Regions from separate parts of the Homo sapiens genome. Here regions 2, 3, 4 and 5 are each linked to region 1. The links are chromatin contacts, found by Hi-C or POLR2A ChIA-PET in ENCODE. All regions are on one chromosome and are shown on one strand. Each heading gives the region's core, a stretch centred on a gene start or an enhancer-like site at or near the end of the contact. The rest is flanking DNA. Distances are from core to core; before and after follow the strand shown.

Region 1 (3,187 bases), core at 369-2,868:
ACCCTCGCCTCTTCCCGGCTGACACTTTGCTCTCTGTGGTTCTGGACTTGCAGAGCCAGGCTGGGGAGGAAGGAGCTGTGTGACTCCCACCGGGCCTGCTCCTTTGCGGCAGGCATGTGACATATTGTGGCGTGATGTGTTTTCCCCTCATGGTGCAAGACGTGACTCAGAGGGGCATGCTGGGGAAATGAGTTTCTTGGATTTGCCCACCTCATCGCCCCTGCATTCTTTTGAATTTCTCTGAATCAGACTTTATATCTGGCTCTGCCATTCACCAGCCTTATTTATGCAGAAAACAGCCCCACATTTCCAACTTGCTCCACAGCAGTAAAGATTCATCTTTGGCCCGGGGAGGGTAGCAAAAGAGAGGAGGGAAGGGGAAAAAAAGGAAAAAGAAAGAAAAAGGAAGGAAGAAAGAAAGAGCCAGCAACAATCAAAACAACCTTTTTCTCCCTGTGTAATCTGGGCGGCTTCCAGGAGGATAATGTCTTTCCACCGTGGATCGCCCCCTCCCTCCCAGGCTGTTTTCACAGGAAGTAAACCCTGGAGCATTTTCAATGTGCCCCTCCAGGCAGAACAATGAGGCCCTTGAAGCCTCGGAACCCGCGCTTCCTCCAGTTATCCGGAGCCGCGCCGCTGAGGGGAGCCATCTCTGGGGAGGGGGCAGGGGGGAGGGGCGAGTCTGCAGGGCGTTGCGGAGCCGCACGAGGGAAGCCCATTAGTCAAATAATAGGTTTGGATCCGACTGTTTTGCCAAGGTACCCGGCATTTACCCGCTCCCCGATTGGGGGCGGGGAGCTGGGAGGAGGCAGCGAGGATCCAATTACGGCTGCTACTGCCCGGTCGCCGGGAGGTGGCGGCGGGCGGGCCGGGCCGGGCTGGGCCGGGCGGGGCCGGGAGGAGCGGGGATCGGGGATCGGGGATCGGGGATCGGGAGCGCAAGCCTCGGGCCGGCCGGCCTGGAAACACCGCGCCCCGGCCCCAGCCCCGGCCCTGCGCCCCGCGCGGGCTCCTCCCTCCCCACCGGCTCAGCTGCCTCATTGTTTATTGTGGAGCCTGCCTCTCCCCTGCCCGCCCGCCCTCCCGCTCCTTTCTCCCCTCCTCCCGAAAGAAAGAAGAGCCAGTGTGTGGAGAGAATGAGTCATGAATAAACAAACAGCGTGGGGGGAGCTGTCACTCTCAGCTCACTTCCTGGCCGCGCTCCGCTCCGCGACCTCCTGGCGGGGCGCAGAAGCCAGGCTGGCCGAGGTGGGCGGCGGCTGCTGGGGCTGCTGGGGCGCGCGGCCCAGCTCAGTCGGGCCCCTCCGCGGGGCGGGACTGGGCTGGGCTAGGGTGCTCAGGACCCCAGTTCCCAGGCCTGTCTTTGACCACAGCCCTCACAAGCCTCAGGGCCCTTAGAGTAAGCGAGCGTGACATGATGTCCCCAGACTTGTATGGCCGTGTGAGCCGAGGGCTGTGGGCCGGACCCTTGGGTTGGACAGAAGCCATCTGTCACAGACAGGCAGTGCATGCGGGACCTGCGGCGGGCTTGCGGCGCCTGTGTGGGCTCATCCTCTGGGAATGCCAGTGTGTGTCTGCTGAGTTGTGTAGGCGTGGCTTTTTCCGCGTGACACAGGGACACTGCGAGGATGTGTATATATGGCATGTGTGTCTTCTGCATATGGTGTTTGTCTGGAGTGGGGGTTACACGTGTGCTAGTGACCCGTGTGTGTGTGTCTGTTTGTGTTGTGTGGCCAATTTTCCTGACTCTGAATTTGCGTCTGCCACTTTAAGTTTTGAGATTCTTACTTTGTACTTGGCTTTTCTCTATTTAGTCCTTTTTCTTCTCTCTTGTGTGATCCTGTGGGTCATTTGGGGCCACCTCTCCCCTTTAGTGAGGCCCCAGGGCCCCAGCAGACCTCCAGGGCCCGGCCTGGCTGGCCTCAGCGTCCAGCCAGCTGTGGCCACACGCAGGCTGACAGTGCTGACTCATGCCTGGCCAGAGCTGAGTGTGACCAGCGCGCCCAGGCTGGGTGAGCCCCCACCGTGGGGAGGGCAAGGGCCCAGGCCAGCCCAGACCTTCTGGGGACTTGTGACCGCATGACATTAGAGGCAGGGGCAGGAGTAAGTCATTTCTTCTGGCTTCCCTGGCAACCACACAGCCTCACAGGGGTCCACCCCAGGGCCAGTGCTGACGGCTGGGCCTTCGGAAAGGCTAGTGTGACCAAGGCAAGGCTGTGACTCAAGCTACAGCTCAGGCCCCTGCTGCTTGGCTGGGTCTAGAACCTTCCCAGCTCTGGCCCTGCTCCCTCTCTATGGGCTGGCCCAGCTGCCAAAGCTTCCCAGTTCCAGGTTGGAGATTTGCATGCAGGGACAGACCCCCCTGAGGCTGAAGCAGGGCACACATTTGCTCCTTCCCCAGGATTGCTCACTCCTGCAGCCCCCCCAGCCAGGGCTTGCTTGCTGGACTTGGTCCCCTGGCACTGGAATCGTAGCCTTGGTTGTGACCCTGATCAGGGAGGCAGGCTCCAGGGCCACAGCAGGCCAACCCTGGCCACTTCCCAGTCTTTCCCATCCTTCGGGGGGGCAGGTAGTTGGGAAGATTAGGATCTACATAGGCTGGGAGGCAGGTGCATGTGGGGTCACAGCCTGGCTCCTTCATCTGCTAGCTTTATGACCTGGGGAAAGTCACATAACCTCTTTGAACCCCTTTTTCCTCTACTTTAAAATGTGCATAGTGACCCTTACTCCATGGAGAGGTTGCAAAAGTTAAAGAGAGAATGCCTATGAGCCCTGAGTATATGTCATGGAATGTACTTGTCATGGAATAGGGGCTCAGGAAAGGACAGTGTACTCTCTGTCTACCCCCAGCCCTGCCTTGAACCCTGATCTCAAGGCCCAGAATTTTGCCTGTCCAAGCCTGTTGGTCCATGACCCAGGGAAGTGCTGGATCCTGTGGACCTTGGCTGGGATTTGAAAACTCAGAAGCAGTCCTACACGGTACATAGGGGTCTCTGAGTCCCAGGGAAGCATGGGGTCTGGGCTGTCCATTAGAGGTAAGCTGGTCTAGGAAGGACAGCTGTGACAGCATCTTTCTGGATCTTTCCTTGTGGGGAGAAGCCTCCACCCCTCAGGTCATACTCTGGCTGTACCTGGGCTGGTCTCCATTTGAGGACAATTTTTTTTTTTTGAGACAGAGTCTTGATGG
Region 2 (3,187 bases), core at 299-2,798, 200 kb after region 1:
GTTAGCCAGACAACCTTGGGTACTTTCCTTCTCACCGTGGCCCCAGCTTGTTCATCTGTAAAATCAGAGTCGGTGACTCAATGGGGAAAGTGCAAGGGAGCCGCTACAGGGGGCACCATTCCTGGATGGATTTGCGGGTGGGAAATGTGGTCAGGGATGGGGCTGCCTTGCACCCGACTCCTTCCTCTCCTGGCATAATCTTTTAACCAGTGTGCTTTGGCATGAGGGGTTTGCTCTGCCCAGAGTATCCTGCCCTCCAGCTCTGACCCTGGAAATCTGATTGACCCCATCCTCTCACCCAGCTCCCATCTGTCCTCCTGGTGAGAGAAGCCTGCCATGCTCTCTTGGGCTCATCAGGTCCCTCTGTCCTCTGATCCCGGGTAACAGCGAAGGTCTACCCAGCACCCCACTCAGGTAGCCAGAGGGTGCAGAGCCGGACAGGACAGGGGTTCTCAACTTCCACCCAAACTGTGCACTTCCTTAGGGCAGGAGCCATGTCTCCCCAGCATCAATCCTTCCACAGGGCCAGCTGTGGCCAAAGCAGGAGCACAGGATGCATGCTGCAGGGGCGCCATGCAGAACGAGGTGTCCAGGCAAGATATCCAAGACAAAAGGCTTGGATATCTTACAAATCCGGGGGGTTTGTTAGCGCATGGGAAATGGACTCCAGGAGAAACGGAACATCTCATTTCTAGGAGGATGCAATTAAATACCAGACTTCTCCTCATAAAAAGACACATCCTATCCAAAGAACAATCAAAGACACCTCTTATGGAGAGCAAGGGTCTAGCCCTGGCACTGCCCTGGGCCCCCTGGGTGAGCTGCCTGCCCGTTTGGACTTCGCATGCCTCATTTTTCTCTGGTGTGGCATGAAAGGAGGTCAGCCATGTCCACCTCTCATCTTCAGCACTGCAGGTCTCAGTGTCCTCACCAGTGGCCACGATGCCTGCTAGGGGTGGAACGTGCTGGGCTTATTCTCTTGCCTGACTCTGCCTGTCCACCTTGGCATCCCCTAGCTTGCCTTGTGGACAGCCCAAGGGATCGCTGCTTTCCCACACAGCCTCTTGCACCAGTCCAGTGGCTCTGACGTCCAGAAAATGTATCATGCTCATTCCCACTGGACTCCTTGTTAGCCTAACCCTAGGGTGAGCAGCAGAGGGGGAAAAAGTTAGATTTTATAAAGCAAGAGAAGCAAGCTTATGGGGAGAGTGCCTGCTGCATGTTTGCCTTCTCTGTCCTCATCCTGGGGCTGGGACGAGGGGAGGTGGATGGAGTGCTGGCTGTCACCAGGCAGGGCCTGGCCTGGTGTTGGTCCCAAGCTCTGCCTCTTTAAGAGAACCCTGGGGCCAAGATTTATTGGCTGCTGCAGTCCTGCTGCGTGTGTGGCTTTGGTATTTACAGGCCTGGGGAAGGCTGAGGTCTTCCTTCCCAGACTACACAGCTGAAGTGAGCTGGAGTTTGGGCAGAGAATGGCTGCCATTCATGCTGGAGTTTGCAGCAGAACTTGGTGTGCAGCCCAGGGGAGCAGGCGGCCTTGTACTTATAATAGCTCAGTCCTAGGACGGAAATCCCACCCTCCGGGTTCAGACAGGGAGGGGAAGGGAGGGGCCACTTGTCCCCTCCATGTGCCTGGGCACCCATGCCAGGGTCCAGCTGGGGGGCAGGCAAGAGCTGTTGCCTGAGGGTCTACCTTGTGGATGCAGGCACTAGAGACGCAGCAGTGAGGAGGGCAGGCAGGATGTGCCTCAGGAGCTGAGACCAGGAGTGAGATGCCAAAGCAGGTCACAGATTAAATAATGCAGAGGCCACCCGTGCATACTGGGATGTCCAGGGCGGACAGGGTCCCCTTGGCCAGGGCACCTCAGCTCTGAGTCTTCTGCTTACCTGGGGAGTGGTAGGAATGGCATCTACCTCATAGGGTTTTGCAGGGCTGAAACAATGTAATTAATTAATGTAATTAAATAATGTAAATAAATCGTGTAATTAAATAATGCATGCAAAAGGCCTGACGTAGTATTCCATAATGGTTCTTATTTTTACCATAGCCATGGCTGCTAATTGTTAGGGAAGGTAAACTAACACTGCTTCTTAGCCATGGGGTGCTGTGGGCGGAGCACTGTGAAGACCTCGTTTCAAATCTCATCCTTCCTCTTTCTGATGCTGGGACGCAGCACACATCACTCAGGGTTGGAGGGTGCACTGGTGGGTGCCTCGTGATCACAGCCAAGTCAAAGAAACAGGACCTACTGTGTATTGAGCACTTGCTATAAATCAGGAGCCAAGTTAAGCATGTTATCTGCTTTATCACATTTTTAATTTATTGTTAACTTTTTATCATGGAAAATGTATGCAAAAATGGAATAGCGAGGGCCTCCCTTATACTCACTACCCAGCTTCAATAACAATTGGCATTTTTTGTTGTTGTTGTTTTTAAATCAATTCCTCCTGCTTTTCTTCTTTTTCTCTTCCTTCCCCCTCTTTTTTCCTCCTTTTCTTCTTCACTTCATCATTCTCTGCTGGAATATCTAAAGCAAACACCCAACATTGTATCACTTCACCTGTAAATACGTCAGTATGTGTTGCTACTAGTTAAAATATTTTTAAACTGAAACCACACATCTATTATCATACCTTAAAAAGTAAGCAATAATTTTTAACATCATCTAATAACCAGTCTGCACATCATCTCATTTAATCCTTCAAATAACCCACTGGAATTCAAAATATGACTGCTCCCATCTTTCAAATGAAAATTGGAGTGAATGAGATATTTAAGTAACTTGTGCACAGTCCCCCAGCTCACATGACAGCCACACAATACCTGCCTCTGAGCCTTGTTCATTTCTTTATGCCTTTGACAAATATTTATTCTGCAGCTACTCAGCCCTAGCGTTGTTGGAGGTACTTGGGATGCAGCAATAAGTCTTACTGCCTTGGAGTTTATAGGCTACACCTTTGCTCCTCAAAGTGTGGTCCAGGGACCAGCAGTTTGGGCATCCCCTGGGAGCTAGCTAGACATGCAGAAATACAGCCTTGGCCCAGCCTGTTGAATTGGAATCTGTATTTTAATAAGATCCAAGAGATTTGTTGCTATGCACACAGAAGTTTGAGAAACACTGCTTAAGGCCACATTTCTCACCCCTGGCTGCCCATTAGAATCTCCTGGGATGCTTTTAAAAATACTATG
Region 3 (3,187 bases), core at 366-2,865, 180 kb before region 1:
CCACGCCGGTGGGACTCAGGGGCACCAGAGGAAGAAGGAGGGGTGGTGGTGCCACCCTCAGTGCTGGCTCTGAGCAGCGCCTCTCCAGCCTTGCGGACAGGCACCCAGCTACAGGAGGAAAACTGAGGCCTCCCAAGCCCAGCTGGTGCTGACACCCACTTGGGCTAACTTTCTTTGCCCCATGACCCCTCTTGAATCAGGGCTCCAACACCGGATGAGTGTGCCAGGCTTCTCTGCTGCCGGTTCCTCTCCCCATGAACTCACTACTCCTCTAAGAACTTTCAGTGGCTCCCCACTGCCTACGAAATCTAGTCCTAATCCTGACCTGTAATGTTTCCCTCACAGGGAAAAGGCTGATTCAAAGGGAAGGGCCGCAGGGGGCCCAGCACTGTGTCCCCAAATCTTAAGGACTTCTCACAGCACCCTAAGACACTGGCTCTGAAAGGTCCACTTGCCAGATGCAGACACTGAGGCTCAGAGCAGCAATGTGTCCAAGGCCACCAGAGTCTGAGCTGTGGCCACCCCATGGCAGGGGCTTGGCTGCTCAGGTGCCTGGTCTTCCCTGCTGCTGACAAGCTTTCAGCTCGCCCAGGAGCTCAAGGTGGCCCCCGGATCTGTCTTAACCCATCCAATGTCACAACGACTCTGGTCTTTCCCCGTGGTGCCCTGACCCCTCTGCTTGGCCCCCTTTAAGACACAGTTGATTCCCTAAGCTGCTACCCCTGCTGATACTGAGGTGGGCTTGGGCTTACTTGGGGAGGTGGGTCATGGGTCAGAGAGCACCCACCAGGAGGGAGGAAGAGGATGGGGTTGGGAGGGTGGTGGGACAGCCTGCCCCTCAGCACAGCCCCATCCCTGCTTCTGGCCCAGCTCCCTGAGCAGAGCTGAGAGACGGAGGCATGCTCCGTCGCCCGGCTTCTGGGAGATGAGAGAAGGGGCTCCTTTCCAGGCAGACAGGGGTGGATGGGGAGGTTTTGTGTTATCACCCCCCAAGCCTGGCTGTCTTCACAGGGCACACATTCAACCCACCCCAAACCCTTTATCCCATGGGATGCTCATTGCTGGGCAGAGCGTCTGCCTCTCCCTGTTTTTCTACAGATGAGACCCAGAGTGGCTGAGTGACTTGCCCAGGTGCACCAGCAGGTTGGTGGAGGATCCCAGACCAAGAGCCCCAGCCTCCTGGCTCCCAGGCCTAGTCCCACTGTGAGGTTTCTCCTGCTAGGTCCCCAAGGGTCACAGGCTTTGTCTGAGAGGAGATAAGTCATTAGCATGTGTGGGGGGTGCAGGACGGGCGTGGGCCCAGAGCTGCCACCACGGGGAGGCCCAGGGAGGGGGTCAGCGCAGGCCAGAGGCAGGGCGGCCCGAGGTCGGGCTTCCTTTCTCAAGAGGGCAGGATTCCTGGCAGCAGCTCTCATGGGAAATAGGAGAAGTGCCAGCCGTAGAGAATACGGGGTGGGGCAAAGGTGGTGTCTGGGCAGGGCTTCCTGTTGGGTGGGCGGGTGGCCACTCGCCGAGGCCTAGTGACCTGCACGGCTGCGGCCCGGGGCCAGGCCAGGGTTGGGTTTCGCCTCATCCCTGGCTCAGGCCCAGGCCACCCTGAGCCCCATCCTCCAGCCCCGCCCTGGCTTCCTGTCCCACTGGCCCCACCCAGCCCAGGGGAGAGGGAGGGCCGAGCAAGCCTCCTCAGAAGCACCAATGCTTTCTGGGGGCTGGAGTGGGCAGGCCACGCTGGCCTGCTTAGTGGCCTTTGGCCTCTTACCTCTAGGCCTCCCACCGTTCATTTTCCAGTGTGAGGCCTCGACAAAAGTGCTGCTGGGTTTTCTTCCCAGGAGGGCACACTTCAGACACAGCTGAGCGGGGGCCCCTGATTGAATCCCTGCCTTTCCAAGTCAGCAGACAGCAGTGTCCCCTGGGAGAAGTCATGCCCAAGAGACCAGGATGAGAGGAAGAGTGAACCAAGGCCAAGTTCAGGCTTCGAATGCAGAACTTCCTGGAGGGCGAGCTCTTGCAGAAGGCGTGCCACCCCACGGGGCCACGCAGCCCCACATGAGGACAACGTGATGTCAACCACAGGCACAGCGCCTAGAGAAAGACCCCTTCACCCCACCCTGACTTGGCATGCCTGAACCCCTGAAGTGTCTGGAGGAGTCTGGGTGGGAGGGGAGCTTGGCCCAGGGGCTGCAAGGCTACCCATGGCCTCCAGGTGAATCCAGCCCATTCCCTGTGGCCTCAGGAACTGGAGGCTCACCTGTCCACAGGTTGGGGGTATGGTGGGAGTGCAGAGGTTGGCAGCCCGACCCAGTGAGGGCAGAGATCTGAACAGAGGCCCTCAGCCCTCTCCAGTCCCCTCTCCTGCCCATTCATGCTCTCCCAGGGCAGAGGGACTCAGAAAGCAAATAGGCCAGAGAGCAAGGAGGACTCTTCCAGCTGGCCGACAGCCCACCAGGGACAAAAGCCTCTTGGCTTAGTGCTGGGGATGAACACAGATGGGAGGGGGTGTGGGCCTGCCTGGGGCCCAGCCTTGCTCGAGATTACCCCAGGGACAGGGACAGAGATAGGGACAGAGCAGGGATCCAGGTCTCCTGCCTGTACCAAAGGCAGCCCAAGGGCCTCCTCATGAAGGCAAACTCACAGCAGTCCCTCCTGGCTCCGGGAGCTCCTGAGTGGTGAGAAGGTGGGTCAGCCCAGCTTAGGCAGGAACTGACTTTAGCCACACCCTGGCTGCCAGCGCAGGCCACTGATGACTTGTCCAGATTACCCCAATCAAACAGGCCCTGGCGGGGCCACGTACAGACCCAGCTTGATGCTCTGCCTGCAGGGAGGAAAGCCCGGGAGGGACTCAATTGGAAACTGCCAAGGGCCTAAAGTCTGTGGCCCTAAGACAAGCAGGGTGGAAGACAGAAGTCAGCGTCAGCCTGGTGGGAGGCCAGGACCCCATGTCCCAGGAGGAACTACAAGACGGCAGTAGTAAGCCTCGTGACCCCAGAGATATGCAAGCTGAGGCTGGGGACATACAGGCCTAGGCAGCATTCTGGGATGCTGACCCAGCAGCTTTATTAAAAACCCCGGCCCAGAATCCACATTCAGTTGTAGGTGGCATGATGGCGGATCTGCGTCACCCTCAGCCCTGGCCACCCAGCTCCACCCCTTTTCCGGACAGGCGTTTCCTAGAACAGCCTGAGCACAC
Region 4 (3,187 bases), core at 202-2,701, 150 kb before region 1:
TGGAATGATCCCAAAGCCCGGGAGATGCTGGCCAATGTCAAAATGATTATGGTCACACTGACCCAGGGCAAGAACTGGACAAACACACAGGCCACTCTGGAGGTGCCCTGGGGATTGGCAAGCATACCCTGTTTTCAGGGAGACTGAGTCCCTAATCCTTAGCCTGGGTCTTCAAGACCTTCCCCTTCTGGTCCAATCAATCTAATTTATTGAGTTCCAGGGTCTATTTACACAGCAAGAGAAAGGAACGCCCCATGATGTACACACGCCTCCTCCTGGCCCCAGGGGCTCCACTCTTGATCAGGCATGTTTTGCCCACTGCGATTCATTCTGCAACAACACTGCAAAGGTCAGATTCATGCCCATTTCTGAGATGAGAAAAGAGAGGCTTGGAAATGTGCTATGGTCACACAGCTGGATTTAAACTTGTCCAGCTCCGAAGCCTGGGCTCCTCTTGGTTGCTGGTATGACAAAATGAACAGCATGAGGGCAGAGGGCCACACCGCATATGTCTGGGTCGAGTATGGTGCAGGGAGAGGTGAGTACTAGAAAACTCCAAGGAGGGCAGAGCCCCCTCTCTTAGAGCAGGGGAAACTCTGGCAGCTCAAAGAAGGCACCCAAGCACCTAGGGGTGGAGTAGTCAACCTGGACAGGTACTGCACCCAGGGAGAAAAGGGGGAGGGAGACCTGAGGCAGAAGACCATCACCCTGCTGCCTGGAGGGGAGGGAGGTCTTGCAGAGACCCCTCTTTAGACTCAGAAGCTGAGCATGCAATGCCTCCTGTCCCAATCCCTAGGAAGTTCTCAGCGCAAGGAACTGCATGCTTGCAAAGCAATTAGCTTCCAGCACCCAGGAAAAAGGTAGCTGAGGGGGCAGGCAGGCGCTGGCTGAGCAGTGGCCCTGGGAAGCTGGGCCCTGTTATTTTTAGCATCTCAATTCAAGAGGGAGGAGGCCCTCCTTCCCACCAGGTAAATGTCAGCGCCACTGGCAGCCCCAGCCAATTAAAGCAGCTGGAGCCAAAGAGGGAAGACAGAGACTGGTGGCCTCTCCTGCTGGCCCCCAGCAGCTCCTGCAAAGGGCCTGCTCCTGACTCACCTCCTGCATGGCCCTGAACAGGAAACACTGGCTCGGTCTAAAAAGGCTGAGCAGGGGCCTGGTTGGAGTCCTGGCTGGGCCGTGTGACCCTGGTCAAGTCTCATGCCTTCTCTTCTCTGACTCCAGTTCCCCCTCTGGAAAACGCCACCCACCTCCCCACCCCGCCCCAGCCCACTTGATATTATGAGGGTGACATGAGTCAGGGGTTGTGAGGATAAGAGAAGCTTGCCACCCCCTGCTGTGGGGTGGCTGCTTTATTATTCCAGAAAAGAATGGGCTTCCCGAGCAGGAACCTGGGCCATCTGACGGGGCCTGAGCTGGCTGCTGTGCAAACTGCTGGGGGAATTTGCGCAATCCCGGGGACTTGTAGTCCAAGGAGCCCATGGCTGGCGCTCTGCTGATAGGAGAGGCATGAGAGAGAGGCCGCTGCAGGTCAGTGGAGGCTCTGCAAACACAGACCGGCCGAGCCCAGGGCTATGGGGAGGAGCCACACCTGGAGAGGGCACCAGGCACCCAGAGCGCCGGCAGCATGCCTGGCACTGGCATGGCATTTCCTCTGCATCAGGGTATCAGTCAGCTGCAGCCTTGGGAAGGAATAAATATTGTCCCCTCCCTGTCCCCAGCAGGAGGGAAGGAGGCAGAAGGAGGAAAGAAGGAGTTGGTCACAGCAAAGAGAAGGGAGGCGCATCTCTCATTTTATCCTGGGACCCAGGTCCTTAGTCTGTAGTGGGGGCTGCCCCAGGGACCTAATCCCTCATCCTCTCAGGTTGGTCCAGCCTGGCAAACCCCAGAAATCTTAGGTCAGCTCTCCTCCACTGGGGAGAAGCCTTGGGTCCAGCAGCAGCCTTCTGGGCCAACTGCCCCCGAGGTGCTGGGGAAGCCCATACTTCCCTCAGCTCATATCCCCAGCATCAGCTCAAAGCCTCCAGAAGCGGACTCTTCCACTGAGGCACTTCCCTGCTGTGGCTCCCCAGGTGCCTGAAGCTCAGAGGAGATAAAAGGGAAACTGAGGCACAAAAGTGGGGCAGTGATCTACTCAGGGGCATTTAGCAAGTTAAAAGCAAAATATAACCTTCTTTCCTTCTGCCGTCTCCAACCCCCCGGGGGCACCTCCAGCCTCATTTCTTTCCCTGAGCAGTCCTAGCCTCCACAAAGCCCCCATTATCTGCCCCAGTGTGGCTGCCACAGGGTCTTGGCCCAGCTGTTCCCTTTGCGTGGAATGCTTTCAGTTTGGTTCACAGTCTGGTCATTCTTTGGGGCTCAGCTGGCACTCACCTCCTCCAGGAAGCTCTCCCTGACCCCTGAGGCCTTCAGAGCCCCTAGACCCTGGCCCTAGGTAATGCCATGCTGCCTGTGGTCAGCAGCCTCCCAGATGGTTGAGCCTGCTGGACACTCTGCTAAGCCTTGGCAGAGGGGGCTGATGAGGGGAAGGGCAGCCCCTGGTTTCCTGAGTCCACTTTATTTCTTCACTCCCTTGCCCCTTATAAGCCTCACACTAGGCCCTGACTCTGAGGCGTTGCCCCTAGCCCTGACCATTGGGCCTACAAATCCCGGCCTCACTGGGGCTCTCTGGGTAAATGGATGACAGGATAAGCCCTTGCTTGTGGTGGCGAACCTCTCACAGCAGGAGGCAGAACACAAATGCGGCTCCACGGAGCCAGGTCTGCGGGTTCCCGTGCAGCTCTCAGTCCCAGTTCTGGGTGGCTCTCCACAGGTCCCCAGAGCTTCCTTGGCCCTTCAGGGTCAGTCCTGCCTTTCTGCAGATAGAAGGCTCCTATCGCTGCTGCTGGTCCCTGCCCCTGCCAGCCTCTGCACCCCCATGTAGCCTACACAGTTTAGTGTGGCCCTGCACTCAGCTGATAGCCTGAAGCGCCATGTTGGCTACCTTGGGGCATGCCCTCCTATCTCTGGGCCTCAGTTTCCTCATCTGTGCCATGAGTGGGGTGGGTAAAATGATTTCTAAAGACCACTCCTCCCAACACGAGAGAGAGGCTGTGGTTTTGTTTTTATTCCAATAAAGATGTCACGCTTGTGGCCCCACCCAGTGTCTATTACTTGCTGCAAGGTCGCTGAGGCTTCAGACCTAGGAACA
Region 5 (3,187 bases), core at 210-2,709, 130 kb before region 1:
CAGATGAAAGTGAACCAGGTCTGCTGTGAAAAATTCCAGAGCATGTTGCTACTCCTGCTGTCCTTCCCATCCCAGTCCAGGCACAGGAGTGGCAGGACTAGTTCATAGTTGCTAGTTCATAGTAAGAAGTCAGCCCAGCTGGGAACAAGGTTGGTAGTGACACCAGGGCTCGCATCCAGCCAATGGCAAATGGTGCTTGAATGACAGACCACCTTCCAACTTGTCCAGCCTTTTGGGCAGAGCCGTGGACCACTCTGCACCTCCACCTACGTCTGCCTCCAAGCCAGGGGACCGGAAGGTCCTCATCCATGATGCAATGGGACAAAACCCCAGGCCAGGCCCCCAGGGAAGCACTCGCCCACACAGCCTGGCTCCGGGCTGGCAAAGAGCCCCAGGGAGGAGGGCTTGCCAGCCTGGGGCCTGGTGTGCCCCATGCAGCTGCTCCCCCAGGGCTCCCCTCTCCACTCCGATGTCAACAGACACCGAAAACCTGTGTCCAGGTTGGCATCACCCCTTGCCCTCCCTCCCCTAGATCCTGTTCTCCCTCCGCCCTCCTTTTGGATCAAATGCCCTCTCCACCCCCACCCACCCAGGCATCAAATCCAAAAGTCAAGGAACCATCCTGGTTTCTGACGCTCCCCCTCAACCAAGCCATCTGCCATTTCCACCGTTCACCCTCCCCGCGTGCGGATCTGCCCACTCCTCGCCAGCTCCTTTGCCTGGGTGGGGGCAACAGCCCCTCCTTGGCCTCCCACTCTCACTTCCTTCCTGCTCTTCCTTACAGCTGTAAAGCTTTTCCTGTTTACAGCCCCCCACCCCAGGCATCCCCACGGCCCTCGAGCCCCGTGCAGCTGGCTCTGCTCGCTCCCCCTCACGGTTTCCCCATGTCCTCAGTTCTCGGGCACCAAGCATATTCCTACCCCTGGGCCTTTGCACCTGCTGTTCCCGCTCACCACCTCCTCCACCTACAGTGGCTGGCTGTTTTACAGTTTCTCAAGGGGTCCTCCCAGACTGCCCTCATCTAAAATACATGCCGCCTCCCCCACCCCAGCCGCTCCGTAACACATCGCTCGACATTACTACTGTACTGCACGTACTACGAGCTGATTACTGTCCTTCTGTGTTCCCCAGCCCTGCTCAATGATGTTAGCCCCAGGAGGGTCAGCACCTCCTCAAGCTGGTTTCCTGCTTTCTATCCAATGTTTAGATCACTGGCTGGCATAAAACTAACATTTAATAAGTGTTGGTTGAATGAACAAGTGAGTGAACAGCTACGATTCTGTCAGCTCACCATCACCCCCTCAACTCCCTGCCAGCCAGGTTGGGAATGATCCCACTTCTCAGATGAGGGCACTGAGCCGCGGAGAGGTGCTATGTGGGCCTGGTAGCCTACGGCAGCAAAGCAGCAGCAAGGCCGCCTGGTGCTAGGCCAGCACTGCTTCCCAGGTGGCGCCTGGGACTCGCCTCCAGCCAGACCAGGGAAGGGACCAGGATTAGGGAGTAAGAACCCATGGAAAAGTCATGAAATTGGGTGGCTCCAATATTTCTGTTGCAACTTGAAATGCTGCCTCTTTGAAAACCACATCCTGTCCCCCCTCAGCTCCTGGCCCTGGGCAGCCTTGCTGAGACCCCCACACACACCCATTTCTTTCTCTCCCTGGATCCTGGAATTCACTGGCCCAGCCCTGAGGCTGATGGAGCAGAGGGCGGGGCAAAGGAGGCCTTCTCTCCCGGGTGGGGCAGAAGGAGGGGGCTGAGCCAGATTCAGGTCACGCTGCTGCGCCCACAGCCCTCTGAAGGCTAAAAATAACCGTGTTTATACACTTCCAGAGCCGGGATTTCTGCCTCCCTGTGAGAGGGGCTACAGGCTGCGTTCCCCACTGCACGCCTTCTGCTCCAACTGGGCGAGGCCTGGTCCAACAGGCTGGGACCTGGCTTTCTGGGTTTGTTCCCTTGGGTTGTTTGTAGGTGGAGGGAGGTGAGGAAAAGCTGAACAAGCTGGTGACTCCAGATGGGAAGAGCTTATTGCTAGGGGACAGCTCTTCCTCCTTGAGAGCAGGAGCCAGAGTTACAGAGAAGGTGGAGAGATCCTGACCCACGTGAGGTCCCTGGTGCCATGGGGAGGCTGGGAGCTGGTCGGAGGTCCCACTTGCCGTGTGACCTGGAGCTGGCCACTCCTGCTCTATCTGGTCCTCAGCTGCCTCCCTGCATTGTGGCAGCTGATGGTAATTGACAGCTGCTCCTCACATCACATCCTCAGAGAGGGGAGGGACAACGGTGGAATCTCAGTGTGTGTGTTTATGGTCGGGGACAGTGTGAGAAACAGCTCCAGCCCCTGAGGCCCCACGGCTGTCTTCATGGCAGATGATGGAACGCACCTGCCAGGACGGCCGTCACCTGGCCACCCGCCTCCCTCCCTCCCTGCCCTGGTTCACCCAGATGGAGGCAGGTGCCAGTTGCCTACCTAGAGACTACCCCTCCCTCTGCACAAGTAGGCCCTCCCCTGACCCCACGGGTCCTGTGAACGTGGCCGTGCCAATAAGATACACCAAGGCCACCAGACATCCACTGGGCCAAGGACCTCACACATTCCAGGATCCAGTAGCCCTGGCCTTTCTTCTCTGACTTGAGAGAAGAAAGCCTGGCTGACTTGCTGCCCCTAGACAGGAACAAAGTCCATCCCTGCTGGCCTGGCTTCAAGAGCTGTGCCCCTCTGACAGCATCCCCCCAGCACTCTGAGCCTTTGCATATGCTGTTCCCTCTGCCTCAGATGTTTTTCCCTCACTTCCAGACTAGGAACTTCCCCCTCATCCTAGAGGACTTACTCAGTTGCCCCCTTCACCAGCACAGTGAGCTCAGCCCTTTGCCTGTGCTGAGAACCCCTTCCATTAGACAATCAGTAGCATCCCCAGTGCCAAGATCTTGCCTTCCTCACACCTACTGCAAAGAGCTTCAACTGTATGCTGAATTACTCATCAAGGGGAGAGCTTGGTCCTCCTCTCTCCTTGCTGCAGCCAAGTCCACACCCTGCAGCCCCTCTGTGGACCCCTTCAAGATTCGGCAGTCTGCAATCAGCTCCACCCTCTTCCTTCAAAGGCTCCTGTTCTCTAGGGACCCGACCTTTGTGCTCCTCATCAGACCTGCAGTTTTCAGCCAGGTTTCTAAATGCACCTGGCCCAGCTGTGCT

The links. Hi-C counts contacts between places; a loop is a spot of excess contacts on that map. ChIA-PET counts read pairs that join two places held with the same protein, here RNA polymerase II (POLR2A). Pooled maps may share reads with other maps.
Region 2: a map of dorsolateral prefrontal cortex shows a loop between it and region 1 (4-fold over the local background). The contact joins two enhancer-like sites. A Hi-C loop is called at or near these places in 6 of 168 maps with a recorded cell type or tissue (PC-9, Panc1, chondrocyte and 2 more) and 11 of 50 pooled maps. POLR2A ChIA-PET finds 5 or more read pairs at or near these places in 3 of 52 experiments (BJ, H1 and HepG2).
Region 3: a map of PC-9 shows a loop between it and region 1 (11-fold over the local background). The contact joins two enhancer-like sites. A Hi-C loop is called at or near these places in 15 of 168 maps with a recorded cell type or tissue (HCT116, PC-3, PC-9 and 11 more) and 25 of 50 pooled maps. POLR2A ChIA-PET finds 5 or more read pairs at or near these places in 7 of 52 experiments (A549, HepG2, PC-3 and 3 more).
Region 4: a pooled map shows a loop between it and region 1 (2.1-fold over the local background). The contact joins two enhancer-like sites. A Hi-C loop is called at or near these places in 1 of 168 maps with a recorded cell type or tissue (naive thymus-derived CD4-positive, alpha-beta T cell), 3 of 37 single-sample maps with no recorded cell type and 10 of 50 pooled maps. POLR2A ChIA-PET finds 5 or more read pairs at or near these places in 7 of 52 experiments (A549, H1, HCT116 and 3 more).
Region 5: a loop to region 1 is called in a pooled map, with 2.7 times the contacts of the local background. The contact joins two enhancer-like sites. A Hi-C loop is called at or near these places in 1 of 37 single-sample maps with no recorded cell type and 6 of 50 pooled maps. POLR2A ChIA-PET finds 5 or more read pairs at or near these places in 10 of 52 experiments (A549, BJ, Caco-2 and 7 more).

Annotation. Positions count from the first base shown.
Region 1 is chr10:78,971,667-78,974,853 of GRCh38, reverse strand. All of the region lies in intron 5 of ZMIZ1-AS1 (ZMIZ1 antisense RNA 1), which reads left to right. Among named protein-coding and RNA genes, the nearest start is that of ZMIZ1-AS1, 94 kb to the left of the region's middle. RefSeq lists enhancers at 159-208, 1,763-2,694 and silencers at 590-1,079, 1,250-1,319, 1,360-1,479. Within about 2 kb of position 1,618, at least 38 of the 41 ENCODE cell types and tissues checked have a DNase peak (open chromatin) inside an H3K27ac peak, as active enhancers do; they include HCT116, PC-3, PC-9 and 7 more, where a contact is called at or near this core.
Region 2 is chr10:78,775,917-78,779,103 of GRCh38, reverse strand. No RefSeq gene overlaps it. Among named protein-coding and RNA genes, the nearest start is that of ZMIZ1-AS1, 290 kb to the left of the region's middle. RefSeq lists an enhancer at 1,237-2,124. Within about 2 kb of position 1,548, at least 15 of the 41 ENCODE cell types and tissues checked have a DNase peak (open chromatin) inside an H3K27ac peak, as active enhancers do; they include dorsolateral prefrontal cortex, where a contact is called at or near this core.
Region 3 is chr10:79,148,524-79,151,710 of GRCh38, reverse strand. The region is part of intron 3 of ZMIZ1 (zinc finger MIZ-type containing 1); the gene reads right to left. Among named protein-coding and RNA genes, the nearest start is that of ZMIZ1, 81 kb to the right of the region's middle. RefSeq lists silencers at 1,509-1,588, 1,649-1,708. Within about 2 kb of position 1,615, at least 37 of the 41 ENCODE cell types and tissues checked have a DNase peak (open chromatin) inside an H3K27ac peak, as active enhancers do; they include HCT116, PC-3, PC-9 and 7 more, where a contact is called at or near this core.
Region 4 is chr10:79,125,640-79,128,826 of GRCh38, reverse strand. The region is part of intron 2 of ZMIZ1 (zinc finger MIZ-type containing 1); the gene reads right to left. Among named protein-coding and RNA genes, the nearest start is that of ZMIZ1, 58 kb to the right of the region's middle. RefSeq lists an enhancer at 1,652-2,170. Within about 2 kb of position 1,451, at least 19 of the 41 ENCODE cell types and tissues checked have a DNase peak (open chromatin) inside an H3K27ac peak, as active enhancers do; they include HCT116 and PC-3, where a contact is called at or near this core.
Region 5 is chr10:79,100,928-79,104,114 of GRCh38, reverse strand. All of the region lies in intron 1 of ZMIZ1 (zinc finger MIZ-type containing 1), which reads right to left. Among named protein-coding and RNA genes, the nearest start is that of ZMIZ1, 34 kb to the right of the region's middle. RefSeq lists enhancers at 252-1,133, 1,134-2,017, 2,018-2,901. Within about 2 kb of position 1,459, at least 22 of the 41 ENCODE cell types and tissues checked have a DNase peak (open chromatin) inside an H3K27ac peak, as active enhancers do.